2 separate regions of the Homo sapiens genome follow, and region 2 is linked to region 1. The links are chromatin loops, found by intact Hi-C in ENCODE. Cell type or tissue: OCI-LY7. All regions are shown on one strand. Links, peaks and the distances in the headings refer to the core of each region. The heading gives the core; the rest is flanking DNA.

Region 1 (15,488 bases), core at 2,949-10,948:
GTTGCTGCTCAGTGAATGTCAATCTCCTTCCTATGGGTCCCCATCCATTGCTGTCCACCTACCCACCATGCCTAGCCTGGGTGTCCAGCGCAACATCCCCAGCGCGGCTCCCTCCCAGGTGGGTCCAGCCCTCCCCCGTGGGCTCTGAGCAGAGTGAAATGGCTCGGTGGGTTCTGAGGACTGCCTCTGAACTCGTGGGTTCTGAGCAGAAGACCATCCTGGGGTCTCTCCAGCCTTCGGGGTAGAGTGCACAGAGGTCCAGATGGAGTGAGGCACTGGCCAGCTGGAATCTCAGCTCCCCTCAAGCCCCATGGACCCAGAGTGAATCCCCTCCCTGTTCCGGGGCTCTGTGTTCTCTTCTGCACATAGGAGCTGCAAGCCTGCCATGTACTGTTCCTTCAGGGCAGCTGTGAGATGGGGTTGGGCAGGAGATGATAGTATCATCCTGCTTCCTTCCGGTAGAGCCCTGAATGGTGCTCACACTTCTTGAGGCTGAGAGAGGGGTTGGGGGAGGGAGCAGAGCCCTCGGGCCAAGCAATCATTTTTCCAGAAAGCGGGAGTGAGTGAGCTGGCACAGAACCATTTCTGGCCTCTCCTGTGACACCCTCACACACATGAGCCAGGGGTCTGGGTGCTGGCCAGGGCAGGGTGACTACACATGGGGGGGACCCTGAGTCCTACTGGGTCAAGGGAGCACCCACGAGAGGAGATACCCCAGCTGTGCTCCCCCGTGTCCACCCCCGCCTGTCACTGTGGCTGGCACACAAGAGGCCTGGCAGTAAACACCTTTATAATATTCCCTAACTCTTACAAAGTGCCTGCCTAGTGCCAGGTAAATGCTTTCTGTATACTGACTCATGCCCTTAAACGAGTGCAGGAGGAAGGAAGGGAGGAGGGAGGGTGCAGACGCTCCACGCCTCCAGCCCCCGCCACTCCATGACCTTCAGAGGCCCCTATCCCAACGGGAGCCCCAGTTTCCCAATCTGCCAAATGGGGAAGCCCAAGTGTTTGGGTCTGATGACCAGTTCCTTTCTCCTTGGACCTACTTGGAGTCTGCAGCCATGGGAATGTGGTTTCCCCAGAGAGGATGACCTAACAAAGCCCCTTCCCTCCCTTTCCCAACTCCCCCGTCTCTTCCAACCCTGGATCTGGCTCAGTGGTTCAGAAAGCTGGAAGGAGCCTGCTTGGCTCCCAGGAGGAAGTCTGATTAGCCCCTCTTTTACAGATGTGCCCGATGAGGCCAAGAGGGAAGGGTCCTGCCTGTGCCAGGCAGCAGGTGTGGGGACGCAGCGGGGGGGGGGGGGGTCCTGGTCCTAGAACAGGCCCCCTTCCATTTCCTCACCACAGTGGCCTCCGCCCACCTGCCCCGGAAGTGCCTCTCGACATTGAGAGCAGCAGCTGTGGCAGGGGCAGGGTCCTGGAGCATGACAGGGGGAGGCACTGGGGCATCTGCATCTCTGCACCTCAGCTCCCACATCCTCCTCTACTGCTGCCTGATGAGGCAAGAGGAGGGCACAGCAAAAGCAGGAAGCCACGAGGGGCCGCACAGGTCCCACTTCCTGCCTCACTCAGAAAAGAGGAAGGTGCAGAATTCACAGCCTCCTCCGAAGACGGGGTGGGGGCTGGGGTGGTGGGTTCCCCCTCTGCTCTCCTCCTGCCCCATACTGCTGTTCAGGGGAGGGGAGAGGCTGTGGTGAGGTGGTGGGGAGGGAGAAAGGCAAAGGTGTGATCCAGGAAGATTCAGGCCCAAAAAACAAGCACCAGGGGCTGAGCAGAAATTCTGTGTTACTCTTTTGAGGCTCACAGAGCCCAAGTAACGTCCTTAAGGTCACACAGCTGGTTAGCAATGGAGCCAGGAGTCGAACCCAGGTGGTCTTACTCCAGAACCCATCTAGAAGGAGAGAGATTCTCATGAAATTCCTGGGCTCATGGTAGCTCAGGCCTGTAATCCCAGCAGCACTTTGGGAGGCTGAGGCAGGAGGATCACTTGAGCCCAGGAGTTCAAGACCAGCTTGGGCAACAAAGTAAGACCCCGTCTCTACAAAACATTGAAAAAAAAAAAATTAGCAGGGAATAGTGATGACTGCCTGCATTCCCAGCTACCAGGGAGGCTGAAGCAAGAGGATCCCTTGAGCCCAGGAGGTTGAGATTGCAGTAAGTTACGACCATGCCACTGCACTCCAGCCTAGGTGACAGAGCAAGACCCTGACTCAAAAAAAAAAAAAAAAAAAAAAGCCCAGGGAAGGCAAGGTCACTGCCCAAGGTCACAGAGGGACCTTGGGGTAGAAGAAAACTGGCGTTCCACTATCTCCAGGGCCTCAGTAGATGGAGGAGGCAGTGGCCTTTCTCTAGGACTATGGAAAAGTGTCACCTCCTCGGGGACTTGGGCCCATGCCTCCACCCCATCCCGGCCTGGTACCTTGGCCCCGAGGCGTAGCTGGTCAATGGTGTTCTCGGCCTCAGCGTACTTGGTGAGGAGCCTGTGGTAGTCTTCCTGCAGAAAGCGGGAGCAACACGGTCACATGCGCAGGCACACAATGAACCCCTCCTTGCTGGGAGACCCTGATAGCAAACCCCCTTCCATAAGGGCTTCTGGGTTCCTGAGAGGAAAGCATTCAATGGTGGGATCCGAGCTGAGCAATCTTCAGGCTTGTGTGCAACACAGACCCACCACGTTCAAGTTCTGGAGCATGAGAGGGCAGTGGGACAACTCTTCTACCCCCATGACAACGGGTCTAGACTGAGGGCCTCTGGCTGGTTTACCTTGATACATAACCCATGTCGCAGATGGCTGCCACTGTTTTATTTCTCCAAATGCCCTGCCCACCGGTTGGCTCTGTGGGGTGAGGCCCATATCTTTCTTTCCCCCTGCTGCACTGTCGGTGTTTAAGAAGCATGTGCTTAAGAAGTACCTGATTTTCAATGGCTAATTGAATGAATCACCCAAGAGTCCCATGGCAGAGAAATAGAAGACTTAAAATCACTGTTCCACCTACTCAGAGTCACTTATCTTAAACAAGTCCAAAGAACTTTATAAAAACAAGTCATTGCAGGAAAAAAGGAAAAGCATGTCACCTTTGAAGGATGTGAGGAACTGACTCCTTCTGAAAACGGGTCGGTAACTAAGTAAGTACCATTATGGGTCAGTAACGGTAACAGTAAAAGGACAGAACGGAACATCTCGCTGGCCCTTCCCATAGGAACAAGAACTTGGTAACCAAGTAGTTGATGAGGGACACTTTTACTTTTTAGCATATTTCCAGCAATTAATGCAGGAATGAGAGCATTAGCATACTACCACTTTGTCACCTCAAATGAAAGACTAGCCCAAGACAATGACCATCAGAGGCTGTCAAAATCACCAACAAGAGAGCAGCAGGCATCCTGTGCTTACTGAAGGAGGCACTCACGTGCTCTTGCCAAAACTCCCCACGCCCGTGGAGCTCATGGTCTGGAAGGGAAATGGTCATGTTTCTCCTCCAGACCACCAAAGCCTCTAGCTCAAAACCTAACAATATTCAAGAAAAAGAGGACAATGGGACGCATGAAAAGAGACCACAGCACATCAGCAAAGCCCAGACTGCGGACGACTCTGCAGGACAGACTGATTTCCGCAACAAATGAATTGCACGGCAGAAGTAAGAAGGAGGACGGACTAAGAGAGTAAAAGAGATCTGAAAAAGTAAATGCAAGAAAGAAAGAAAGAAAAAGACAAAGGGAGAGGACAGACTTGAAAGGCACCAAATGCAATATACAAGCCATGTTTGGATCCTGAGGCCCATGGACGGGAACGAATAAGCCATTTATGAGACACAGAGAGATCTGAATGCGGGTGTGATATTTGTTCATATTTAAGGACCTGGTGTTAACATTTAGGTGACCATGGTATGTGGTTATGTTTAATATAAGGTCTTTATCTTTAGACATACACACACTAACACATTTTTAGATAAAAGGATTGGATGCCTGAAATTTTGCTTCAAAATAATCTAGTGGGGGTGAATAGGGGAGAGGTAAGGCCACAGGCGAGAAAGGTTTTCGGGGCTGCTAATTGTGGATGCGGGGGGTAGGTACATGGGAGTGTATTCTACGATCTTCTCTCTTGTATATGTTTTAATTTTTTTATAGCAGAAGTTGAAAAGAAGCAAACAGATCATCCTTGAAACACGAGTACAATCACTGGTCTTTTTGAGCAAAGGGCTTGGGTGTATCTCAGGGCTCCAGGTACACCCTCCCTCCACCAGCAGGGAGTTCCTGGCCCAAACCCCAGGCCTCCCTACCGCAGCCAGCCTCTACCCCAGGGCTTCCTGCCCAAGCCAGCCTCCACCCCAGGCCTCCCCACCCCACCAGCCTCTATCCCAGGGCTCTCCACCTCAGCCAGCCTCCACCCCAGGCCTCCCCACCCCACCAGCCTCTATCCCAGGGCTTCCTACCCCAGCCAGCCTCCACCCCAGGCCTCCCCACCCCACCAGCCTCTATCCCAGGGCTTCCTACCCCAGCCAGCCTCCACCCCAGGCCTCCCCACCCCACCAGGCTCTACCCCAGGGCTCCCCACCCCAGGCCTCCCCACCCCACTGGCCTCCATCCCAGGGCTTCCCACCCTAGCCAGCCTCCACCCCAGGCCTCCCCACCCCACCAGCCTCCGTCCTAGGGCTTCCCACCCCAGCCAGGCTCTATCCCAGGCCTCTCCACCCCAGCCAGCCTCTACTCCAGGCCTCCCCACCCCAATTAGCCTCCACCCCAAGCCAACAGGGGCCTTGGTGACACATCCACAGCCATGAGTCCCACTAACCTGGAGCTGATGGACCAGCTCAGTGGCTTGCTCAGGCGTCTGAAATTCTTGGGGTACCCTGGTGATAGGGTGGGCAGGAGGCGTGTCCTTTGCCAGGGCTGCTTCTCCACTGCTCAACAGCACCTCCTGCACAATCTCAGCTGGAGACTTGAAGATGAGGGGCCTGGCAGGGGCCTGAGGCTTCCTGTTGTGGCTTCTGGACTTGGGGGGACGGTAGCTCTCATCTTTGGGGAATCTCACCCGGGGCCCTACCTTGGAGAAATCAGGGAGTGGGTAGTTCAACTGCCCCCGGCCATACTTGGGGGCATTAGAAGAGGAGCGGCCAGCCAGAGTGGCTCCCTGTCTGGGCAGCGGCCTGCCCTGCCGCGTTGGCCTGGGCTGGGGATTCAGGGGGCTGATGGAGCCAATGAATCGGGAAGGGAGTGGCTTAGGTGACGTCTTTGTCTGCTTCCAGATGTGTTCCTTGGGCTGAGGGCAGAAGAATCTGGTCGTTTCTCTCCTCCATCTATCTGTGGCATGCTGCGGACTCTGGGCTGGGGGAGCTGAGGAGTCCTGGAATTCCATGGGGGTTGCCCGAGCAACACTGCCTCCAGTTCTGCCATCTGGGCTTAGGAGGTGGTGGCTGGGGCCCTCTGGCAAGGTTTCTGCCAGGGCAGTGGGCTGGGGGCCATCGGTCTCTCCTTCCCAGGTAGAATCAAGGCTGTCACTAGGGTGGTCGAGGCTCACTGTCCCACTGCTCCAGGACCTTGCCGGGCTGAGTTCAACGGATGGGTTGACCTCGGAATGTTCAGAAAGTTTGTCCCCACTGGCTTGTTCGCCAGAAGCCACCCAGCCCCTGGCCTGACCATGCCCAAGAGCCATGGGGCTGGTGTTTCCATGGCCTTCCAAGCTGAGACCAGCCTCATACCCCAACCTTGAGGAGCTCTCTCCAGCCTCCTCAACCTCCAGACTTCCGAGGGTCCCATCTGGCTCCTCTTCAGTCATGTCCAGCTGACGGCCCTGCTGGGGGAGCCAGGCAAGAGGCTCATGGGAACTTGCTGGGCTGTCCACATCCTCTGCTTCAGCCTCTGGAAAGACAGGCCATTCACTTCTTAGCATATACCAGCTCTGCACCCACCTTGTAACTTACCCTAAGTCACTTCAACTCTCTGGCTTCCATTTCCTCATCACGTGGGGATGGAAAGAATCCCAAGGTGGTGGTAGACTTAGCCAAGTGCTTGTCTGATACCTGATCTGATTATCTCAGAGGTCCTTCAAACTCAAACTCAAACCCAAACCCGGTGGATGGTCCCTCCAGTGTCTCCCATCTCAGCAGACGGCAACACCATCCCCTCTATGCATACAGGCCAGAAGGCTGGGAGGCATCTTTGCCATCTCTCTCCCTCTAACCCCCTGAATCCATTCTGTCACTTGGTCCTGTCCAATGGGACCTCCTATAAAGATCGCAAACTCATCTACTGCTCTGAAGTCTACCACCACTACCTTAGCTCGCGTCCCATCCTCTCATCTGGCTAACTGCAGTCAGTAGCCACCTAACCATCTCCTCTATCCTCACCCACATCCCACATCTGAAAACTCATCCATGTCTTCCTGTGGAAGAAAAGCAGAACCTTCACTATGGTCCTAAGGTCGCTGCCACCCCGGCCCCATTAGCTCTCCTGATCCATCTCTCTCCATGGCCCCTCAAGCTCCCCCTGCTCCTGCTATGTGCACACAACGCTCCTCCCACCATGGGGGCTACGCATGTGCGCATCCCTCTGCCGAGGGATTCTCTCCCCTCCTTGGCCTAGTTAACTCCTATCTGTCCTTCAGGCGTTCGCTCAACCTCTGCCTCCTCAAGGAAGACTTAGCTCTCCCTGACTAGGTCAAGTTCTCCCTTTTACAGGCCCTCATAGGACTGGCTCCCTCTACTTTGTAACACTTATCATAGCAGCAGTTTTCCATTTATTTGTGCAGTTGTTTCATTGACATTTGTCTCGCCCACTACACTGCAAGTTCTATGAAGCCAAGGATGCTCTCTGTTTTGTTCATGATTATATTTGCAGTGCCGGTACCTGACACTATTTGTTGACTAAACAGAAGGAAGGAGAAAAGGGAGGTGAGTGAGGAAGAGAGGGAAGGAAGGAGGGAGAGAGGAAGATAAGGTATATAAAGCCCCCAGGAAATAGATAGTTATTGTAATTATTACATAGTGGGTACTCAAGAAATATTTATCCATCTACCCACCCATCTATCCCGCCATCCTTCCTCCCAACATCCATCCATCTACCCACCCATGCACCCATTCATCACCCACCTGTCCATTCATCCATGCATCTAACCACCATCCATGCAGTCATTGTTTATGGAGCACCCACTCTGCTCTAGACCCCGTGTTGACCTCAGGGATAAGTCCAAAGTTTCATGAGACATAGTTTGGGTACCACCAGGCATAGACTCTCTGTTCAGGCAGATGCACCTTTGTCGCACTCTCTGTTCCTCCATGCTCTTTCCCCTACCCTTGATGCCTCTACGTCTCTTAACCACTTAACATGTCCTTCAGCAAGTTACTCTTGCTTACAGCAGCATACTTGAAGCCCAGGGAGGTTACGTAAGTTGCCAAAGATCACCCAGTGGTTCCCTGGACCTAGGACCCAGGCCCCAGCCATGCAGGTGAGTTTGCTTCCACCACTAGGGGTCACGTACTAGGGGTGAAGGGGCCTGGGCTTTGGAGCTAGGGAGCCCTGGGTTCAATCCTGGCTCCTATCACCCCTCACTGGGGCCACGGGCAAGCTGCTGACCTCTCTGGCAATCCATAGTCAAACTTGAGGATAGTTCCTCCTACCTGACAGAGGGTGGTGAGGAGGGAACAAGAGAGGGCCAGACCCTGCCCAGCCCTGTGCCTGGCACATAGTAAAGGCACAGGACAAGGTAGCAGCTGTTACATCATAGCAGGGGGTTACCATGTGACCCCAGGAAGAGATGCCTCTGCCCTGTCGACCCAGTGCATCTCAGTCACCATCCCCTGCTGGAGAGAGAGCTCAGAAATGGCTCCTCAGTGGGCAGTGCCCACTTTGAGCAGATCAGGTGTGTGAAACTTTGAGTAATGGCACAATCCACTACCAGAGGAGGCTTCTCTACCAACCACACCAGCCTGCGGGAGTCACAGGACCCTAAAACAGGGGCATCTTGCTCATAATCTAAGTGCAATAGTTACCATATATTCAGCTCTTACTATTCTCCACGATATGATTCCTCTCATTTTATAGATGGAAAAAGCAAGATTCAGGCAGAAGGAACTTGCTAAGCAAAGCTAGGAATTCAGTCTAAGTTGGTCTGGATGCAACCAGAACACAGCTATTGTAGAAAACAAGAAATGCCAACGTTCCCATTGCTAATTGGGATTTTAAAAAACCTTAAAAATGTCCAGGCATGACGGCTCGCATCTGTAATCCCAGCATTTTGGGAGGCCAAGGTGAGAGGCTCACTTCAGGCCAGGAGTTTGAGACCAGCCTGGGCAACACTGTGAGACCCTGTCTCTACAAAAAATACAAAAATTAGCTGGGTGTGGTGGCATGCACCTGTAGTCCCAGCTCCTCGGGAGGCTGAGTTCTGAGGATTGATTGAGCCAGAAAGGTCGAGGCTGCAGTGAGCCATGATCATGCCACTGCACTCCAGCCTGGGCAACAGAGCAAGACTCTGCCTCACTAAAAAAAAAAAATAAAGTCAAAAATGGACATAACCCCGGGACTAAGTAATTCAAATTACCAAAGATATGATCAAATCAAGTGTGCAAAGATATATTAATGACATTCATCACTGCATTATTTATAACAGCAAAATCTAGAAACTACTAAAACGCCCAGCAGTAGGAGACTGGCCAATTAACCATGGAATATCCATGGAAGTCTAGGAATCACTTGTGGGAGAGGATTTGATGAACTACGAAAATGTTCACATCTATTAAGTTAACCAAAAAGCAGGTTACAAGGAAGCATGTAGAATACTGTTCCTTATTCACATTACATTTGCATATCTACACATATGGAAAACAGTGGTTATCAGGGGATGGAGTGGGACAATGAGTAATTTTAAATTTTACCTAATTTTGTGCTTATACTTTCCGGTTGTTCTGCAATGAATGGTATTATGTATACAATTTAAATCTTTAAAAATTTTTAATTACAGACTTTGTAGAATTTAATTGAAAATGCTGAAGCAGCGTCCACTCCCTTCCTCCCTGGAAGAATGTGTGATGGCCGGGCTTATGCCTGTAATCCCAGCACTTTGGGAGGCCGAGGCGGGCGGATCACGAGGTCAAGAGATTGAGACCATCCTGGCCAACATGGTGAAACCCCGTCTCTACTAAAAAAAGAAAAAAAAAAAAATACAACCGGGCATGGTGGCGCATGCCTGTAATCCCAGCTACTCGGGACGCTGAGGCAAGAGAATCGCTTGAACCCAGGAGGCAGAGGCTGTAGTGAGCCGAGATCGTGCCACTGCACTCCAGCCTGGCAATGAAGCAAGACTCTGTCTCAAAAAAAAAAAAAAAAAAAAGAACGTGTGATGTTTTGGGGACAGGACACCACTGTAGGGGGAGGGGTGTCAGTCTCACCTTCTCCCGAAGTCTCTCCTGACTCGGAATCCTGATGCCCATCGGGCTGCGGGTGTGGGTCCCACTCCAGGGGCGGCAGGTGCTGCTGGGCCAGGCGGAAGTCCTCTAGGAGCTCGGGGCTGGTGGCATTGGGAAAGAGTCTCTCTTCTTCCCAGCTTTGTGAACTACTTCTATCCACATCCCTCTTGTCCTCGGCCCAGGCCCAGCGCCGCCGCTGGGGGCCCTTCCCCAGGCCAGGCTCAGCCCAGCGGATCTCAGTCTCCGAGCTGGCCATTGGGGCTGGCCTGGGCTTCACCTGGGCCACTTCATCTTCAGGAGACAGAGCTGCTGCCAGGGGCCCCAGAGTCACCGCTGGTTCCTGTCAGCATCGGCCATCCTGCCTGTGCCCTGTCAGGGACACATTCAAGAGAGAACATTAATCAATCCTGATCCCCTCTTTTATTCGGAACAAGAAGTTACCAGCAGGAACTCTGGAATTAGCCCCAGTTCAACTCCTGGTTGTGTCCTCCCGAAGCTGTGTCACCTTGGGCAAGTCACTCTGCCTTCATTTTCTTCATCAATAAAGCTGGGATAATAATTCCTCTCTCTCTCCAGGGTTTTTTTTTTTTTTTTTTTTTTTGAGACACAGTCTCACTCTGTTGCCCAGGCTGGAGTGCAGTGGCACAATCTCGGCTCACTGCAACCTCCGTCTCCCAGGTTCAAGCAATTCTCCTGCCTCAGCCTCCTGAGTAGCTGGGACTACAGGTGCACGCCACCACACCCGGCTAATTTTTGTATTTTTTAGTTTCACTGTATTGGCGAGGCTGGTCTCGAACTCCTGACCTTGTGATCCACCCGCCTTGGCCTCCCAAAGTGCTGGGATTACAGGTGTGAGCCACCATGCCCGGCCCCCTCCAGGGTTTTATAAACTAGATGAGACACAGGATGAGGAGCCCAGTGGCCAGTGCACCAACGAACAGGTGTTGAATGCATGCTAGCTAGTGTTACTGCGTACTGGCTCTTCGTGTGGGCATGGGGCACAGGCCCTGCTCATGGGAGAACTGATGGCCCAGGAGGAAGCAGACGATCACCAGGCAACTACAAATCCAGGTGAGATGTGCTGGAGGAGGCACGGGGGCTGCCCTGACACAGGCCAGGGAAGTCTGGTGATCCCAGTTTAGAAGCCGGTTCCTCCAAGAATCCTCTCTGACCTCACTGGGGTAAGAATTCAGATTGAGAGGTGGGGGAGGATGATGAAAAAAGCATTCCAGGCCAGGTAGGAGAGCTCACGCCTATAATCCCAGCACTTTGGGAGGCTGAGGCGAGTGGATCACTTGAGTCTAGGAGTTCGAGACCAGCCTGGGCAACATGGTAAAACCTTGTCTCTACGAAAAATTAGCCAGGTGTAATTGTGCACACCTGCAGTCCCAGCTACTCCAGAGGTCGAGGTGGGAGGATCACTTAAGCCCGGGAGGTCGAAGCTGCAGTGAGCCATGACAGCGCCACTGCACTCCAGCCTGGGCAACAAAGTGAGACCCTGTCTCAAAAGGAAAAAAAAAAAAAAAAAGGTAGCATTCCTGTACCCAACATAATTGAAAAACAGGTGCTCAAATGAAAAGGCATGAAGTCCCAACACATGCTACAGTATAGATGAACCTCAAAAACATTATGCTAAGTGAAAGATGCGACAAAGGTCACATATAGTGTGATTCTATGGATAGGAAATATCCAGGCAAGGTAACTCCTTGGAGAGTGAAAGCAGGCTGGTATTTGCCAGGGGCTGGGGGAGAGGAGAGCGGGCACTAAATGCTTGCTGGGTATGGGATTTCCTTCTGAAGTGATGAAAATGTTTTGCAACTAGATGGAGGTGGCAGTTACACAACACTGTGAATATACTAAATGTCACTGAACTGTTTACCTAAAAATGGTTAGTTTTATGTTATGTGAATTTCACCTCAATTTAAAGAAAACGCCTTCCGAGTGAGGAGTGAGGCGAGCTGGGGGCGGGGAGCAAGCCTACCAGGGGCTTTCCTGGACCTGGGAGTGGTTTCGCCGCCGATGGCTGGGGTATTGAACACAGGGAAAGCCCATCAGAGGTGTGGTTTAAAAGTTCCCCTTGGGCTGCTCTGGGAGAATGAACCAGGGAGGCTGGCCACACGGGGGACCCGTCAGGCGGCTGCTGCAGGAACAGGGTAGCCAGAGAAGGGCTCCTCCGCTGCCTTCCCTCAACCCTCTCCTTCTTTCCCTCTTTCCTTCTCCCTCTCATCTCCTTTTGCCTCTTCCTTCTGACGCTCCTGCTATTTCCCTAAGCGCTTCCTCTATGCCAGCACTGAGCCAGGCCCAGGAAGTGCAAAGCTGACCCAGAGTGGGCACGGTCCCCCAGGGAGCTCCCTGCCATGGAGGGTTCAGAGAACTGCAGCCCATCAGTGCAGCGGCCCCCAGAGCAGCTCACACAAAGGCCTTCTTCCACAGATGGGGAAACTGGGATCCAGAGAGGGGAGAGGCCTTGCCTAAAGCCACACAGGGGTCAGGACAAGGCAGGGGTGAAAGTCAGCCTCCTGGCCCACAGTCTGGGCTTTCTCCCCTGCATGCTGTGTTGAAGGCAGTATGACTCCAGGCCTCCCAGGACAGAAGGTCTGTGTTTGTCCCTTTATCCTCATGAACACTTGGATCCTGCTTGATTTGTGTGGCTGAGAAAAGTCAGCAGGCAACTATTTTTGGACACAAAGTTCCCCAGGGAACAGTGCAGCCCGGGAAAGGCTGACTTCTCAAGGGCTGGAGGAGGGAGGTGCAGGGAATACCATTCTTCCCTCCTTGGCTGCGACTCCTGCTCTGTGGATGGGTGTTCGGGGCTTCTATCCTCTGTCCCCGCCCAGTCTTCCTCTCTACCCCCAAATGCAGAGCCCTACAATTTCCTCCAGATCACCCTGTGTATTGTCCTCCAGCCCCACAGTCCCTACCACATGTGAAGAGCCCACTCGGCGCCAGCCTGGGTTGAAGCTTTACTTTTAAATTCTCAATCTGCCCTCCTACAAACATGAGGGTAGAATTTGGCTAAGATCACCCAGCTACTTCCTGCCACAGCAAGATTTGCAACTGTCAATTCTGGCCTAGTGGTACCCCAATATTTTTTTAATCACACAATCCATCAGTAAAAATATATTTGCTCGAACACATCACGCTAATATATTACATGTATTGGAAAGAGTATTTTCAAAAGTGATCTTCTAAAAAGATGCAATCGAAAATGGGCCAGGTACAGCGGCTCACACCTGCAATCCCAGCACTTTGGGAGGCCGAGGTGGGCAGATCACTTGAGCTCAGGAGTTTGAGACCAGCTTGGGCAACGTGGCAAAAGCCTGTCTCTACTAAAAATAAAAAGGAAAAAGAAAATATATACAGGTGACCCTTAATGACAGTTTGAACCACACAGGTCTACCTATATGTGAATTTTCTTCTGCCTCTGCCACCCCTAAGACAGTAGATCAATCTCCCCCTTAACTCCTCCTCCTCAATGTGAAGATGACAAGGATGTAGGCCTTTATGATGATCCACTTCCACTTAATGAAAGTAAGTAGATTTTCTCTTCCTTATGATTTCCTTAATAACATTTTCTTTTCTCTGGCTTACTTTATTGTAAGAAAACAGTACATAATACATATAAGACAGAAAATATGCATTAACCAACTGTTTATGTTATCAGCAAAGCTTCCAGTCAATAGCAGGCTATTGATAAAGTTTTGGGGGAGTTAAAAGTTATAAGCAGATTTTTGACTGCATGAGGCACTCCTAACCCCTGTATTATTCAAGGATCAACTGTATTTTATTTTATTGAGACAGGGTCTCACTGTTACCCAGGCTGGAGTACAATGGCAATCAGAGCTCACTGTAGCCTTGACCACCTGGGCTCAAGCGATCCTCCCACCTCGGCCTCCTGAGTAGCTAAGACCACAGGTATGCGCCACCATGCCTGGCTAATTTTAAAAATTTTTTTTTGTCGAGATGGGGTTTTGCCACGTTGCCCAGGCTGGTTTTGAACTCCTTGTTTCAAATGATCCTCCTGCCTCGGCCTCCCTATGTGCTGGGATTACAAGCATGAGCCACCCACCCAGCTGGTCAACTATATTTTAAATAGAAGCTCTAATCCTTGCTTCTCATACCTTCTGCAGGGCCTGTACCCTTCTTGGAAATCCCTGCCAGGGATCTTAAGCTTCAGTGTGCTTAAGAATCCTCTAAGCGTGCAGTTTCCTGAAACAACCTGCAGAGAGCCTGACTCAGTGGCCCTGGGATAGGGCCCAGGAATCTGCATTTTAAACCAGGGCCTCAGGCAGGGCCTGCCCTTTGAAGTTCACTAGGCCTCCTGGCTCCTGCTGTTATGGCAGGTGGAGAAGAGGCTACAATTTAGCTGTTGCTTTTCTGATTCTGAAGCCTCTGCTGAGGAAGGGGCCGGGGGAGGTGTGCGGTTTTTTGACTTTTTAAAGGGCTTTTTTTCTAGCTCTGCCACAGAGCAGCCTGCCCAATCACAGAGCCCTCTGGGTGCACAAAGAGGAACATCCTGTCTTCTGGGATGACTCAGTCGTGGCAGAAATCTCACTGTAACCAGGGGAAGGTGCACGTCAGAGGCAGCTGCAGTGACTGACTAGAGTTTCGCACTTGCCCCCAGGCGCCTAAACCAGTGAGCCTTTCCTGAGCCAGGCCTCTGCCTTCCATGCGAGCCATGGCCCTCCTCACCACAAAGCCCCAGAACTGGCCAGTCAGCTAGTCAGTCAACAAACACACGTTAGTGCCAACTACCTGCCAACCTCAGGCTGGGACGATGCTGTGATAGAGAAGCAGGCTGGGCATCAGGAGACAGGTGCTAGTCCTGGCTGCTGTTACTCACTGTGTATAGCTGGGCTTGCATTTTCCTCACTGTAAAATAGAGAAAGTACCACCTGCTCTTGATATCGCAAGGGGATATCACCCTGCTAGGGTGGGTTGGGAGGCAGGGTATGGGACTCAAAGAGCTTTGAAGTCCCTGATTGACTCAGCTTCTAAGGGCAACAGCCTCAGAACTGTTAACCTCTCTCCTCCTCCCTGAGGTCACATTTCAAAGTACAAAGATACATACTGAGCACCCAGTGGGCGCAAATTAACTTTTTAAAAAAGCCCTATGACTTCCTACTATATACCAGGCGCTACGTAAGATGCAAAGAATATAGAAAAGAGTAAAAGTGTTCCAAGATTTTAAACGGTGGGGGGTAGTACAATACAGAAGTGTTACCAAAGGAAGCTTTAAGGTGGGCTTGAGAAACAATGAGGATTTGGGGGAGAAGACTGGGGAGGGCATTCCAGGCAGCGGGAACAGCACGGAGGCAAAGGCACGTAGGTCTGAAAGTATGGCCTGACCTTGAAGGAGAGCTATGGGCAGGTGTCCCTGCATGCCAGATAAAGGCAGAGTTGTTCCAGCCAGCCCTCGTTAGGGCAGCAGGGCTGCTCCTAAAAGGCAGTGAGTGGGGTTTGGTGAAGACTCCAGCAGTGTGAGCTGGGGAGGGCTATGGAGTTCAGGGTCCCCGCCATCCCTGGAGAAACTGGCCCCACAAGGAAGTAGCAGCCACTGCACCCTCCTTCTGCACATCTCCTTCTTACACCCAAGCCGCCACTGCCCCTGCTCTCTCAAGGGTCTAACAGACCCCTGAGGTGTCTATCTTCAGTTCCTGGGTGGGATGGACTCTTCTTCCCCACCACCCACACAGGGCTTCTCCGCCCGCTCAGTCATTCCACAGCCAGGGACCCTTCCCTTTATGGCTCAATCCCTCAGAACTGCCCAGACGCCCAGGCTCTCCTTTGCCAGCACAGCTACGCAGCCCGCACAGCCTCCCCGTGCCCTCTGCAGCCCCTTCCCATCCAGCCAGAGCTGTCCAGGGTGCCACCCTGCTTCTACCCCCACCCACACCCTGACACCTCCCAGATGAAGACACTGAGGCACAGAGACATGGCCTGCTCTCACAAGACCTCACAGCCAGGAAGCGCAGACAGAGGATTCAAAGCTGGGGTACCGCAACTCTGAAACCAAGGCTGTCAGATGTGTCAGGGAGATGGGGAAGGAAGACCACCCCCCAAATCAGTAACCAGACCTTCCAA
Region 2 (15,488 bases), core at 1,503-9,502, 960 kb before region 1:
TATTTATTTTTCAGTTAAATTGTTCATCATACATTTTTTCCAGTTAAAACCATTCTCAAGGTTTTGCAATGGCGTTTCTTTTTTTTTTTTTTTGAGACAGTCTCACTCTGTCGCCCAGGTTGGAGTGCAGTGGCGCCGATTTCGGCTCACTGCAAGCTCCGCCTCCCGGGTTCACGCCATTCTCCTACCTCAGCCTCCTTAGTAGCTGGGACTACAGACGCCCGCCACCACGCCCGGCTAATTTTTTTGTATTTTTAGTAGAGACAGGGTTTCACCGTGTTAGCCAAGATGGTCTCGATCTCCTGACCTCGTGATCCGCCCGCCTCGGTCTCCCAAAGTGCAGGGATTACAGGCGCCAGTCACCGCGCCCGGCGCAATGGTGTTTTAAGTTGTTTTTAAGTTATTTTTATATTAAGTTCGTAGAAATTCTCACTCCCACTGATTTTATTTATTTTTTAATTTTTAAAATTTCTTGACAGGGTCTCACTCCGTCCCCCAGGCTGGAGTGCAGCGGCACGGTCTCGGCTCACTGTAGCCTCGACCTCCCTGGCTCAGGTGGTCCTCCCACCTCAGCCCCAAATAGCTGGGGCTACAGGTGCGTTCCATCACACCCAGCTAATTTTTTGTATTTTTCGTAGAGACAGGGTTTCACCATGTTGCCCAGGCTGGTCTCGAACTCCAGGGCTCAAGTGATTCTCCCTCGGCCTTGCAAAGTGCTGAGATTACAGGCATGAGCCACGGCGCCCAGCCTCCCACTGAGAATTAATGCTGCTTTTTTTTCCCGTCAAGCATGCAGTCCCAAGTCGCCCTGTAGTTTTCCTGCTTTCGATAGAAGCCTGATTATAGAGAAATATTTTAAAACAAAAGAGCAAATGCTATGATAAATGGCAACTGAAAGTGTTTCAATTAGAGACCATAAGGTCTGGTGGGGGAACTCCGCTTGGATAGAACAGACCTGGCTGAAACCATCAGGGCTGCTCAGCGCTAGTCAGTTGCTCTTCAACTGGAATTGGGCTCAGTGTTGTCAAGTATTTTGGTCCCTAAAAGGACATTGTGGGCTATTTCAATTTTAAAATTGATTCAAATTTAAAATTGATTCAAAGTGCTAGCCAAACAAAACAAGTAATAGGCCAGGTGCAATCCCAGGCTGATAGTTTATCTTTGATCTAAATTATGAAACTGTTTAGAACAGGGAGTTTGTTTATTACTGTTCATGTCCAAAGCAGGTCCCCTCACATATTTAGTAATCAATAAATGTGTTGAATAAAAGAAAGAAATGGACACTGTCCTTAAAAAGTTCTTAGGAATAAGGTGGTAGTTAGTGATTGCCTAAAACACCTCTAGAAAGGAAAAGATGATAATATTTATTGAACACCTCCCATGAATAAAAGTACATTATCTCATTTAATGCTTCTGCAGTCCTACTTAGGGATTCCCTGCCTTCTGCTTATGTTATTTATTATTTTTTGTGGAGAGGGGGTAACTCATCTTGGCCTACCAAAGTGCTGTGGTTACAGACCTGAGACACCAAGTCAGGACCCCTCCCCCTACTTGAGAGAGAGGTGTGAAGACCCTTGTCAAAGGCCATATGGCCAATGAATGAAAAGCTAATGGCCTCTGATGCAACTAGCAGTGTCTAGTGATTTGCTATTTGAGCAAACACATTCATTGCTGGTGGGTATTTTATCTGCCTGCATGGGAACTGAAGCACATTGAAAAATGAAACATGTCTTCCAGAAGTTTGGGCCTTCTAAGACACTTCTGTGACTACTTTGGTCATAATTTGATAATGCTTTTTGGAGATGGTGGCATCTTCTCCCTGATGACTAACGAAGGGGAAAAGGAAAGGATGCAAATATTTATTTGGAACAATATGCCAGGCTTTTAATATCCATTAACTAATTTTTATAATGACCCTGTGAAATAAGCTTATCCTCATTTTACAGTGGAGGCAACAGGCTCAGACTGGTTAAGTCCCAGGTCACTCAGCTATTAAATAGCCAATTAGGAGACCTGAAGTCCTGCTCTCAAACTCTTGCCATTCTACTTTATGCTGAGCTATTTTCATACTTGCTTGTTATCCAATCTTTAATTATTTTGTGGCCATCATTTACCTATATAGGTTCAATAGAAATATTTTATACTGTGAGTTCAAATTAACATCTGGACTGTATGGCTAATGTATAATACTCCCTAATTATGTAGCTGTTGATTTTCCAGAGCACTAGAATGCTGCAGGGTTGGCCTTTGGCCTAAACCATTTCTAGCTATGGACTTGCCAGATGAGAGCCAGTGGGACGAAACCACCTGTGGCTTGGCTGTTTGTCAGCACCCACAATGCTGGGCAACTATCCGCCGCATTGAGAGGGGCCATCCTCGAATCCTCGGCTCATCCTGCAAAACTCCCCTGGATGCTGAAGGTGAATTAGCCAGCTTCTGTCCTCTCCCTCACGAGGTCCTTAACGTATTTATGTATGTGGCTCCCTTTCTCCAGGCAGCAGGTTAACATGTTTTCTTCTGGTCTGCCTTCTTAGATAAACTCCCAGTGCTCACCGTGGTAGACATCTTAGATTCCGGCTTTGCAGCTCATCATTTACCAGAATGTACCTTTACTAAGGCCCATTCTTTATTGTCTCAGAGTTCAAAGTTTTACTCCAAATTTCATGGCAGGTAAATTATCATGGAATCTTCCTTTACAGCCTATTGTCTCAAAATTCTGGATTATGATTTTCCTTATCCATTAGTATACTTTGAGAAAGCTAGATTAAAAAGAAAATACCAATTGGGTTAAAGAAGTGGTGAATAGGCAGTGGGAAACAGAAAGAAACCCTTCCTGCTTGTGCCCTAGGAATTGGTTAATTTGGGAGGTATATTGGTTCGGTAGGGCTGTTATAACAAAATACCATAGACTGGGTGCCTTAAACAACAAAATTTATTTTCTTGTAATTCTTGAGGCTAGAAGTCCAATATCAAGGTGTTGCCAAGACTGTTTGCTTTTGAGACCACTCTTGGTTTGTAGATGGTAATTTTTTATACCCTGTGTCCTTTTTATTTATTTTTTTTGAGACAGGGTCTCACCCTGTCACCCAGGCTGGACTAGAGTGCAATGGTGCGATCATAGCTCACTGCAGCCTCAACTTTCTGGGCTCAAGCGATCCTCCCACCTCAGCCTCCCAAGTAGCTAGGACTACAAGTGTGCACCACCACGCCTGGTTAATTTTTTTTTTTTTTTTTACTTTTATTAGAGACGAGGTCTTGCTTTGTTGCCTGGGCCGGTCTTGAACTCCTGGCCTCAAGTGATCCTCCTGCCTTGGCCTCCCAAATTGTTGGGATTACAGGCATGAGACACCATACTGAGCCCCTCTCCCTATGTGTTAACATGGTCTTCCCTCTGTGCGTCTGTGTCTTAATTTCTTCTTACAAGGACACCAGTCTTACTGGGTTAGGGCCCCCTCATGTGACTTCATTTTTACCTTAATAACTTTTTAAAAAACCATATCTCCAAATACAGTCAAATTCTGAAGTACTAGTTGGGACTTTAACGATGAATTTTGGGAGGACACAATTCAGCCCATCTTATCAGCATCTGTATGTACGGACAGAAAACCATCCATATATGCCATCTTTCTTTTTTCTTTTTTGAGACAGAGTCTCACTCTGTCACCCAGGTTGGAGTGCAATGGCACGACCTCTGTCTCCCAGGTTCAAGCAATTCTCATGCCTCAGCCTCCCGAGTATCTGGAATTACAGGCGTGCACCACCATGCGTGGCTGATTTTTATATTTTTAGTAGAGACAGAGTTTCACCATGTTGGCCAGGCTGGTCTCAAACTCGTGACCTCAAGTGATCCACCCGCCTCAGCCTCCCAAAGTGCTAGAATTACAGGTGTGAGCCACCATGCCCAACCCTGTCTTTCTATTTCCTTTTTTTTTGGTGGGGGATAGGGTCTTACTTTGTTGCCTAGCCTGGAGTACAGTGTCGTGATCTCGGCTCACTGCAACCTCCACCTCCTGGGTTCGAGTGATTCTCTAGCCTCAGCCTCTCAAATAGCTGGGACCACAGGCACGCGCCACCACTCCCGGCTAATTTTTGGATTTTTTGTATAGACAGGTTTTCGCCATGTTTGCCCAGGCTGGTCTTGAACTCGTGAGCTGAAATGAATTGTGTGCTTAAAAATGGCTAAAATGGTCAATTTTTGTTATGTATATATTTACCACAGTAAAAAACTCATATCCTTGTATTTTCATATCACTTGCTGTTTGTCTTATTTTTAAAAAGACGTGTTACATGCATGGATGAATGAATAATGTAAAGGGGTTATCCTGTAATCCCAGAGTGTTAGGATTACAGGCGTGAGCCACCATGCCCGGCCCCTGTCTTTCTATAATAATATTTTATTTTTAGGTATGAAACTATTTGTAAGCTCCTAAAGGAAAAAGCAGTGCCTTTTTTTTTTCTTTTCTTGAGTCTCCTACAATGTCTGTGTACCCAATGAGTGCTTGCTGGTACATGAAACAAAGGGACAGGTATCTGTGGAAAACTTAGACTTAAAAAATTCGAAGACTTTGTTACCTGGAATAAAGCACCAGTGGTGGCTCTCATAGTATTTTCTTTTCTCCTGTTCCATTTAAGTAGCCCTTAATGATTTCTCTTTGGCTAACAATAGTATAGGAAGAGGTGTGACTATTTTCATGTTCTCTAGGACTTTAACTCTGGTTAGACAGCGGTGTTTCTCAGTCAGGACCTATGATATGCTTCATATTCATACCCAGGGACACACTCCGCCCCTGCCATGCCCGCCATGTATAGCGCAGAGCTGTGAGAGAGCTGCCTCCTCTAGTCATTTCCCTGTTTACACGCCTTCTTCCTTCAGTGTGTCTTGCTTTCTGCTTCACACTCTCTGTCGGAGACCAGTCCTTCATGACATGGTGGGTTTTTGCAGTGGCTTCTGAACTGGTTTCCCTGCCTTTTCTCCTCGAAGCTATTTTACATATGGCCAACAGATTAATCTTCCAAAAATATTGCTTTGTTCATTTCCTTGCTTGAAAAGCCCCTTTATCAGAACTTTGTTTACTAGAGAACAGACTCAAACCTCCCAACTCTAGACTGGTGGCCTCTCTCTTTACTGTCTGGCTCCTCTAATCAGAGTCTTCTCTTCTTGAACACCAACTTTTCCTCTGTGTGAGACTGGTTTTCTGATTGTGCTTTTCTGTCATGCAGTTTCCTAAACCTTAAAGGCCCTCTTCCTTCCTGTCACTTCATTAAGTCCCTTTCCTGGCCTGTAAGGCCCTACGAGATCTGGCCTTCCTACTGGACCTCATCTCGCATTTCTCCCTTCCTTGTTGAGTAGGCTGCAGCTGCACTGCTCTTTCAATTCCTCATCTATGCCACACCTCCCACCCCAGGGCTAATGGCCCTACTGTTTCTTCTGAGTAGAACACTTTTTCTCTTAACTAGGTTTTTTTTTTTGTTCTTTTGTTTTTTGTTTTTAAAACACTATTGACATTTTGGACCAGATAATTCTTTGTCCTTTGGGGCTGTCTTATTTTAGCTACTTCCCTGGCCTGTACCCATTGAATACTAATAGTACCCTACCTCCAGTTATGACAACCAGAAATGCCTCCAGACATTACCAGATGTCCCCTCGGGGCAAAATTGCCCCCTTGTTGAGAAATACTGCCCTAGATCCTTCCATCTAATTCCTTTTGGTCATTTGAGTTTAAGCTTAAATGTTGCTTTTTCACAGAAGTCTTCCTCAACCAGTCTATTTAAAATTTCCTTACACCCTCATTGTCATTTAACCAAGCATCATTTTTCTTCAGTTCTTCTGACCTGAAATGATTTTTTTGATTTGTTTGCCGCCTCTCATGAGAATGTCAGTCCCTACAAGAGCAGGGACCATATGTTTCTTTTGTTGGCTGCTCTGTCTCCTATGTCTTCAACAATGCATGGCAAGTAGTGGAAACATAATAAGTATTTGTTGATTGAGAGAATATGGTCCTTTTCTTCTGTCAAGGTTGAGTTTCCTCATTTCCCACTAGCCTCTGATACTCTCTCTTCCAAACTACCCCCAGTACTTCAGTCCCTGACATGCTTATTGATATTTTTATGTTTATCTCCTGTTTGTCCAACTGGATTTTAGGCCCTTTGAAAGCAGGGACCATGACATTTGTTTAGTCATTCAATTCACAACTGTATTTTAGTGCGGGCCACTGTGATGAATGCTGGGATACAATAGTAAACAACATACAGTCTTTATCCTCAAGGGACTTTCAGCCTAGTTGGGGAGGCAAAGAAATAAGCAGTCCGTATGATGAGTGTCATGAGAGGACCGCCCCCTGGTGTGTGGAAACACCAGAAAGGGTTCCCAAGTCAGGGCACTGTCTTCTGTGTAAGTGGCATCTGTGCCTAGACTGGAAGTCTGAGCAGTCTAGTGAAATGGGGGTTGTAGGTGGGAGGTTGGCAGGAAGCGAGTTCTAAACCATAGGAATAGCATATGCAAAGGCTTGGAGGCAAGAGGAAATTGTGTCTGTATCAGGAAAATAGTTCATTGTGCCTAGAACATAGAGCAGGAATGGAAGAGTGGTCAGAGATGAGGCTGGGGAGCTGCAGTAGAAACAGGAAGCAGGAGTCTGTGTCATGTAGGACTTCATAAAGCAGGCTGAGTGTTAGGTCTTTATCTTTTTTTTGTTTTTAAATTCCACTATCATTCCTAAAGATCTTTATCATTTACCCCTTTACATTATTCATTCATTCATGCATGTAACATGTCTTTTAAAAAATAAGAAAAATAGCAAGTGATATGAAAACATAAGGATATGAGTTTTTTACTGTGGTAAATATATACATAATAAAAATTGACCATTTTAGCCATTTTTAAGCATACAATTCATTGGCATTAAGTACATTCACAGTGTTGTACATCCATCAGCACTATCCATTTCCAGAATGTTTTCATCATGTCAAACAAAAACTGTATCCATTAACAGCAACTCCCCATTCCCTCCTCTTCCCAGTCCCTGGTAATATCTATTCTATTTTCTGTCTTTATGAACTTGCCTGTTCTAAATACCTCATGTAAGTGGAATTACACAACATTTGTCCTTTTGTGTCTGGCTTATTTCACATAGTATAATGTTTCCAGTGTTGTAGTATATACTGTAGTCCCCCCTTATTTTCAGGAAATATATTCTCAGACCCCCAGTGGATGCCTGAAACTGTGAAAGTACCAAACCCTATATTTACTATGTTGTTACGTATACATACATACCAATGGTAAAGTTTAATTTATAAGTTAGGCACAGTAAGAGATTAACAACAATAAGATAGAACAATTAAAATATACTGTGATGAAAACTCATGGTGTGAATATCGTCCTTGTGGTCTCTCTCTCTCTCTCAAAATACCTTAGTTATAGGTGCTCACCTATTTTCAGACCATAGTTGACTGTGGGTAAGTGAAACCATGGATAAAGGACTACTGTATCAGAATTTCATGACTTTTAAAAGCTGAATGATATTCTATTGTATGTATATACCGCATTTTATTTATGTAACGTATTTTGAACATCTACATCAAAGTACTTAATATTAACTTTCATTGATGGTGATATAACTGTCTCTAGCTGGAGAGAAGAGTAGGCTATGAATTCTGTTTGATGGAACAAATAGTTGTGAAGTATTTGCAGTGTGCAATGTCTGTTAAGGAGCTGTTCCGGGAAAAACAAACAAAACTTAAGGATATGGTGAGATCCTACATTCATTTGGTAAGCATTAAGCCCAAGGTTTTCTGTAGATAAGTAGAAGGATTTCCTCATAGCACTAACGTTATCATTCCAATAAGTCTTTTGTATTTCTGTTTTATGTGTGGAACTCATTTTTTAGGCCTCCGAAGGGTTTACCTGACAAAAGTTTGATCAACTGTACTAACAGACTTCCCAAAGTAAGTCATAGATTTTAAAAGTACTTCTTCAACATTTTTTCTTTACTAGTGGAAATAAACTATTCTGCCTTTATTTGAAATTATTCCTCAGGAGGACTAAAATCTGAATAGTAATGTTGATAGTAACCATCTAATATTGGGCCCTTCCTGTATGCTAGACTCTGTGCTATCTACATGCCATATTGTTTTCAGAAATCCTAGAAGCCAGTGGGATCTATTTGTATGGGTTTGGCGTAGGTGAGAATTTTCTGTCTCTATCCTGCATAGAACATGTTCAGCTACTCAGTAAATACTGTCGTCTCATAATCAGGGAAACTGGAATGCTGGAATGGCAGACCCAGGTAGGCCTTAAGATCATCTCATCTGATAACTTACAAAGTGTTTAGCTATGATCTACAGTAAGAAATAGATTTTACAACAAAAATACCATGGAACAATCCTTACCCTAACTATGCACTCTAATATTTTCTGCCCTATTCTGTTTTATTCTATTTCATTTTTAAACAATGTGGTCTGTGATTCAAAAAATTTGATTTTATGACCTATGAATAAGTTGCAATTGCAGTTTGAAGAACACTATAATGGTTTGATAGACCACAGCCTATCTTATATATCTTGCAGGTGAGGAAACTGAGATGGGTAGTGATTAGCTAAAGCACACAGCTAGTTAGGGGTAGAGCTAAATTAGAAATTTAGGAAGAAAAAACCCTCCTACTTAACTATGGTAAAGAGAGATTTACTATTCTTTGCAGTACTACTGGATGCCTTTTATTTTTTTCTTGAGATGCTTCACTTTTCAATATCATGTGTAGTGGAGCGTATAAGGAACTGAGATGGTAGATGGTTTTGAATGGATGAATTGACTAATCACTTTACCTCTTTGACTTCTTTAGAACAAGAGGATTAGATTAAATAATAATAACAACAATAATAATTATTATTTTAAGAGACAGGGTCTTTCTCTGTCACCCAGGCTGGAGTGCAGTGGTATGATCATGGCTCATTGTAGCCTCAAACTCCTGGGTTCAAACCATCCTCCTGTCTCAGACCCCTGAGTAACTGAGACTACAGGCACACACCACCACACTTGGCTAATTAAAAACTTTTTGTAGAAACAGGGTCTCACTATGTTGCCCAGGCTGGTCTCAAACTCCCAGCCTCAAGCAATCCTCCTACCTCTGTCTACCAAAGTGCATGAGTTGTCATGCCTGGCCGAGATTAAATTATTTTAAGTTAATTATTTGAAGAGATAATGTATGAACATGATTTTTAAATTCAAAAAGCATTAAAGGATTTATAATAAAAAGGAATCTCTCCTATTACCTCCAAGTCCATCAGTTTGTCTTCACAGGGACAACCTTATTTTGAATAGTTTTTTCGTGTGTGTATCTTACCAGGAATATGGACTAGGTGATTTATAAGATTTCCTTGAGCACTATGTTCTAGGATCCTAAATAGCTAAATGTGAGAAGAGTTAGCCTTTGACTTTTATATAAATGCCTATAATTGTAGTCAGACTGTAAAAGAAAACACCTTGCTTCTGTTTCTATCAGTTCTCTTCCTGCTCCCAAACTGCAGATTGTAATGTCTGTGGGATCTAAGTCTTTGGAGTGGAGTGGGCAGGATAAGTAATGTTCCTGTAGGTAAGCCCCAGGGCACCCTCATATGGGATTGGATTGGGAGTTGCTAAATGCTACCCTAATGGCACAGGGAAGCAGGGGAGATTATCTGCTTATTAATACTCACTCTTGCAGATACCTATACTGATATTTGATGGAGTAGTCTGTTTTTTTTGGGAGAATATTATGAAGATATCTTGAAGATGGGAAACTTAAAATCATCTTCTGTGCCACCAGACTCTTTGCTTAGCATATCCTTAATCTGATATAGGAGCTTAGCACCTCAAGCCATACATAGGCTTTATATCTTTCTCTTAGTTTCCAGTGTTGAATTTGAATGAGACGCAACTTCCCTGCCCTGAAGATGTTAGAAATATGGTTGTATTGTGGATCCCAGAAGAAACAGAGATACATGTGAGGTGAGTATCATATCTGGAACTCAGAGGACTTTGACTCTATAAATCCCTGATGTCTTCTGCAGCGTCCTTTTTGTGATCTCCCATTTAGCCAGCTCATTGCAAGTAGCAGGAGGCCAAGCAGAGAAGGTCGTGGTCTGTTGCATCTGCCTTTTGCTACACTGGAATTTTAATGTAATGCATTTTGAGATTCATGCTGTGGGACTTCTCCATATCAAATTTTACACGGCAGTAAATAGCATACAAGATAGGGCTCAACTTACTTATAAGGCTTGACTAAGAAATAAATGCTCTCTCTTAGTTTTTCTTATTAGCCACTTGCAACAAGTGAAAAAGTTCTCAGTGAAGCATGTGAATCTCTGTTCTCAACCCCAGGGCCTAGTACAGTGTACAAAAGCAATAGCATATAGGACTTGTGTACAAAAGAGTGTGACAAAGACCATTTGGTGAAGGCCCAAAGGCTTGCTAATATTGACAACCATGGGGAAAGTGTTTGGTTCTTCTTTCCTGATCCTTGAGGCTTTCAGGTTCTTAAGTGACATTTAGAGATGATGAAACTTAAGAATTTCTTTTTATTTCTTTTGTTTTTCTTTTTAAAAAATAATCCTGTGAGTGCTTCTCTCTATATATATGCATTTGTGTGTGTGTATATATGGTATAAACAAATGAAAAACAACCCTAAGGGTTTATTTCCTTTCGTGTGAAAGAAGCTCAGAAGTAGGCAGGCTAGGTCATGTGAGCTCCATGAGATAATTAGAAACCAGGGCTCCTTCTAGCTTTTTGGGCCGTCATCCTTAGCCCATGGATTCCAACTTCTAAGGAGTTTCATGGCTGCTTTTAAGGTATAAGTTGGCTACTAGAGATCCAGCTATCATATCCACGTCCCAGGCAAGGAGGAAGAGGTCAGAGCAAAAAATACTTCTTACCAAACATCTCTGTGTCAAGCAGTGAGGATTTAGTGAACCAAATAGATTTGGTCCCTGTCCTGTTGGAGCCTTGTCAGGGGGAGTCAGCCATTACAGACATAACCACACCTACATATATCATTTCTAATTTGGATTCATGCTATGAAAGTAGGTAACCGGATTGCCTGAGAGAATAATGGGAAACCTAATTTAGATATGAGGATGGGGGGTCTTTTTAGCAGAAGGTACTTGGGCAGCAGTTACTGCTGGGTTCCCAACCAGCTATCTTTGAGTACTGATCAAAGATAGGAATCTTTGTGGTCATCATTCACAAATATCCTTGGAGCTTCTGTTTAAGATATCTGGGAATAAGTTGTGCTTACTCTTATTTCAAGTCCAGCTGAGAAGCATGTTTTGTTTTGTTTTGTTTTGTTTTTCTCCAGCCAGCATGGGAAGAAGAAAAGAAAGAACTCGGCAGTGGTGAGTTTGATGTTTTTGTGCAAACCTTTATAATATTGCTATGTAGAGTTTATTTTGTTTTCCTTTCAGGTCTCCTCCACCTTACCCCCGTTCTTTCCTGAAATGATCCAAATCTGCTAAAGAAAACCCTTCTTTAGGAATAATTAACCAAACCATTCTCTATTCAGAGACTCCTTTTTTCTGTCTCCTTCCTATAGGGAGATGAAGAGCACCTTGAGATAATAGGAGGAACTGTTGCGTGTTCAGGGGGGGAGTTTTTGGTCAATTAAAAACGAATCCCCAACGTGATCATATAGAATTTCAATGGACTAGGGGTTATAAGACCTGGGCTTCTAACTCTAATTGTACCATTTATGAGTAAATGTGACCTTGGATAAGTCACTGTAAGACTGCTATGTCCATGAGAGTAGTGTCTTGGTTCATTTTGTTCATTGCTGAATCCCCATCCCTAGCCCTGTGCCTGACACATAATTAGACAATAAATTTTTGTTCAGTTTGTTGAGTGAGTAAACGAATGACCTTTCTGGAAAATGAAACAAAACAACGAATCCCTGTATGATCTGAATACAACAACAGAGTTGGGAGCTTGAGAGGGAAACATGTGGCGGCCCTCATCGTTCAGAGGAGGCAACCATGGCTGGAGTACATGCCAGGGTAGTGTTGAGAGGCTAGAATGTTGATGGAAAGGACTAGGCTAAAAAGAATGCTTTGGAGAATTCTTTCCATTGTTTCTCTTCCAGAAAAGCAAGTCATTTCTGGGTCTCTCTGGAAATCAGTCCGCAGGAACACGAGTAGGAACACCAGGGATGATCGTGCCTCCCCCAACCCCAGTGCAATTGTCTGAACAATTCAGTTCAGATTTCCTACCTCTCTGGGCTCAATCCGAAGCGTTACCTCAGGATCTACTGAAGGAGTAAGTATCATGTAGGTCTGTGGGAGAGCCAGAGCACCTGCTTTTTACTGAAGCTGGGATGGGTCTAAACAGTGTGCTTTTTCTGAGTAGGACTGGGAGAAAACTATCACCCCGATTTGTTTACTGAACTCTTGGACTTACCAACAGGCAGGGATGACCATCATAACCACCACCATTTGTCACACTTACCATTTGCCTGGCCCTGTGCTAGGCATATCACATGTACTTTCATTTAAATTTGCACTAGGAGGTAGGCACTATCACTGTCTTCTTTTTATAGGTGAATTATGAATAAGTGGTAGGCAGAATATGTGGTCTGCAGTGAGATGACCTTTGAATTTTACATTGAAACTTAACTGGCTATATGAATTTTGGTAATGTATTTAGCCTCTTAAAGCTTCATTTTCCTCATTTGCAAAGTGGGAGTAATATCTGTTCTCAGGTGTTGTAAAAGCACATGAGCCTGACATAGAATCAGCACTGAGTATATGCAGCTATGATGATCGTAGTTGCATCAGAAAAGTGTTACCAAATGAACACTTGTTGGTACAGGCCTTTTCAGACCCAAAGTGGAAATTTCTTGGAGCCCTTTACATCTCTTTCTCCTCAGCCATGCTTTCCGGGAAGAGCTGTTGCTGACTGTCTGGCTGTCCTCTGTCCCCTTCAGACTTTTGCCAGGTGGAAAGCAAACCATGCTCTGTCCAGAGATGAAGATAAAATTGGCCATGATGAAAAAGAATCTTCCCTTGGAAAAGAACCGACCTGACAGTGTGATTTCTTCTAAGATGTTTCTATCTATACACCGCCTCACCCTGGAAGTAAGAGCTAGGAAACAGCAGGGAAGAAGCCTATGTGAAAATTCAAACCCATCTCTCCTCAAATCTGGAAGAGTTGACATTCTATTCCTTATCTCCCTTCTGCCTTTCCACTCTGAACCCATGCCCCAGAGAAGGCTGGGCTCTATGTATGTAAAAGCCAGTCGATGGGGAAGTGTTGAGAGAGCAATGTTCTCTATTTCTTTCTTTTTTTTTTTTTTTTCTTTTTTGAGAGACTGGGTCTCACTCTGTCACCCAGGGTGTAGTGCAGTGGTTGATCATGGCTCACTGCAGCCTTGACCTGCTGGGATGAAGTCATCCTCCTACCTCAGCCTCCAGAGTAGCTGGGACTACAGGTGTGCGCCACCATGGCTGGCTAATTTTTAATTTTTTGTAGAGACAGGGTCTCACTATGTTGCCTAGGCTGGTTTCGAACTCCTGAGCTCAGGTGATCTGCCCACCTCAGCCTCCCAAAGTGCTGGGATTACAGGCATGAGCCACCATGCCTGGCCATGTTCTCTATTTCTTCTGCACTTTGTTCCCCACACCTTTTCCCTTCCTCCGTAGCCCCTGGTACAATGCTGCAAAACACTGGGTTCTTAAAATGTGCTTGTTGACTGGATGAATAAACGCATTTGGGGGATACATTTGGAGAAAGGGAAAGACCTGCAGTAGAGCTTTTCTTTTTCTTTTTTCTTTCTCCAGAGACCAGCACTGCGATATCCTGAACGTTTGAAGAAATTACATAACCTGAAGACAGAAGGTAGATTTGCTGTTGCTGCTGGATCTCTAAGCACCATTTTCTGTTAGCCCACATTTCTCATACTTTAACGTGGTCCAATTCAGTTATATTTGTGGCCACAGTCATACAGGGTCACATGTAGAACTCAGGAAACAATAGTTTCAGGAAGCAGCCCCTCTGGCTTGGTCCTTACCAGGGAGTCACCATTGTGAAGGAAGGCACAGCAGGCATTCCAGTGGGAGAGAGGGGGCTGTTAGAAGAGGATCAAGCTGGCTCTCTGGTCACCAGGTTACAGGAAACAGCAGCAGCGGCAGCAGCAGCAGCAGCAGCAACAGAAGAAGGTGAAAACACCTATTAAGAAACAGGTAGAGTGGCAGTGAGGGGCTTGCTGGGACTGGGAGAGGTCTACAGCCTGGAATGGGAAGGGATGTATGAAAGGTGGGGGTCTCCTTGTTTTCTATCTGGTTATAGATAAAAAGTTCTTGTCTGGTTGTAGATGTTAAATTCCTTCTTTTTGATATTCCTTTTGAAAAAAGTTTTCTTTACTTCCAAAAATCCTAATTTGTTCCTCCTGATGTGGGTTTCAGGAGGCTAAAAAGAAAGCCAAGAGTGATCCAGGGATCCAGAGCACTTCACATAAACATCCAGTTACCACCGTTCATGACCGTCTCTATGGTAAGGGGAATATATGCTTGGTTGGGGGTGATAGGATCCCTGAGGGGTAGGTATCTGAGGGCAGGAAAAGCTAAACATGCTCTTGTCATTTTGAGACCTGCCTTTGTCAGGCACTCAGAGTTTCTTGGAATGCTTCAGTCTGTCTGGTCTCTCATGCACCATCCTTCCCTCATAAATTTGCTAAACAAACAAGCTGAGCCAGATGTCTGCTTCACATGAGGGCTTGAAAGATGACCATGAACATGAATCCCAGTCATCTTTTCCTCAGGTTCTACCTTAGAAAAGGCAGAGCACTTTGAGGATCAGGAGAGGAACAAGCCCAGGTTACTGAAGAGAAAACCCTGAGGGCCCATTTTCCAATGAGGCAGGGAGAGCTGGGGCCCCTCACTAGAACCCCAAAAGAGTTCTAAGGAAGCAGAGCTCTGGGGCCCCCTAACCTTCCTGCCACAAGGTAGAGAGTCTCTGGAGCCTCACGTTAAAATCAACACATTGTCTAGCCCCATCCAGGAGTCAGGGAGCCAACTCTTGTCAGGCAGTTCTTTTGCTCCAGTGCTCATGCTGGACACAAGAATGGACATCTCCCCTTTTTGGAGTCGTTATTATGTCTGAGCTCAGGCATATACTTACCCCTATCCCTCCAAAATTTTTCAACTTGAGTGGAGAATGGGAGGAGGGAGAAAGAATCCCCCCAAACTTTGGAGGATCGTTGTGCCCGTCTCAGACTGGACATTGCTGACTTTAATATGAAAACAACTGTTTAATCATCAGAAAGAGCTCTCCAATCCTGGGGCACTGGGAGGGCTGAGATGAGGTTTCCTGAGAAGGATGTTGCCCTCTTGCTTTCCTTCCCATCTCACTTAGTTGTCTGATGCCAATGATCTGCTCTAACCTGAAGGTTGGAAGGTTCCTGCCCTTCTTATGGGAGGTGGACAGAATCAGGGCTTGGCCCCGGGCAGGAGGTGATGTATCCAAGGTTAACACT

The links. A loop is a pair of places that touch in the nucleus more often than their neighbours do. Peaks named below come from ENCODE experiments on the same cell type or tissue, not always from the same donor. Only the 100,000 strongest peaks of a DNase experiment are listed, where the experiment ranks them.
Region 2: a loop joins it to region 1, with 6 times the contacts of the local background. A loop is called at or near these places in 2 of 110 quality-filtered maps.

The regions. Positions count from the first base shown.
Region 1 is chr9:114,371,674-114,387,161 of GRCh38, forward strand. AKNA (AT-hook transcription factor) reads right to left here. Exons shown (of 22, transcript NM_001317950.2): 2 at 9,387-9,773; 3 at 4,793-5,859; 4 at 2,420-2,494. The coding sequence starts at 9,660. Among named protein-coding and RNA genes, the nearest start is that of AKNA, 8.6 kb to the right of the region's middle. RefSeq lists enhancers at 7,172-7,341, 9,918-10,899, 11,034-11,849, 13,882-13,951, 13,972-14,021 and 2 more. In OCI-LY7, for the core only: CTCF peaks have their summits at 3,352 and 7,482 (motif pointing right); no DNase peak of the experiment used is centred there; H3K4me3 peaks cover 35 bases; H3K27ac peaks cover 5,115 bases.
Region 2 is chr9:113,411,225-113,426,712 of GRCh38, forward strand. C9orf43 (chromosome 9 open reading frame 43) reads left to right here. Exons shown (of 14, transcript NM_001278629.2): 2 at 2,221-2,420; 3 at 2,535-2,670; 4 at 7,884-7,941; 5 at 9,879-9,979; 6 at 11,325-11,361; 7 at 12,102-12,274; 8 at 12,942-13,092; 9 at 13,795-13,852; 10 at 14,120-14,196; 11 at 14,419-14,506. The coding sequence starts at 2,270. Among named protein-coding and RNA genes, the nearest start is that of C9orf43, 8.2 kb to the left of the region's middle. RefSeq lists an enhancer at 151-1,050. In OCI-LY7, for the core only: CTCF peaks have their summits at 6,318 (motif pointing left) and 6,526; a DNase peak (open chromatin) is centred at 5,337; H3K4me3 peaks cover 1,245 bases; H3K27ac peaks cover 2,512 bases.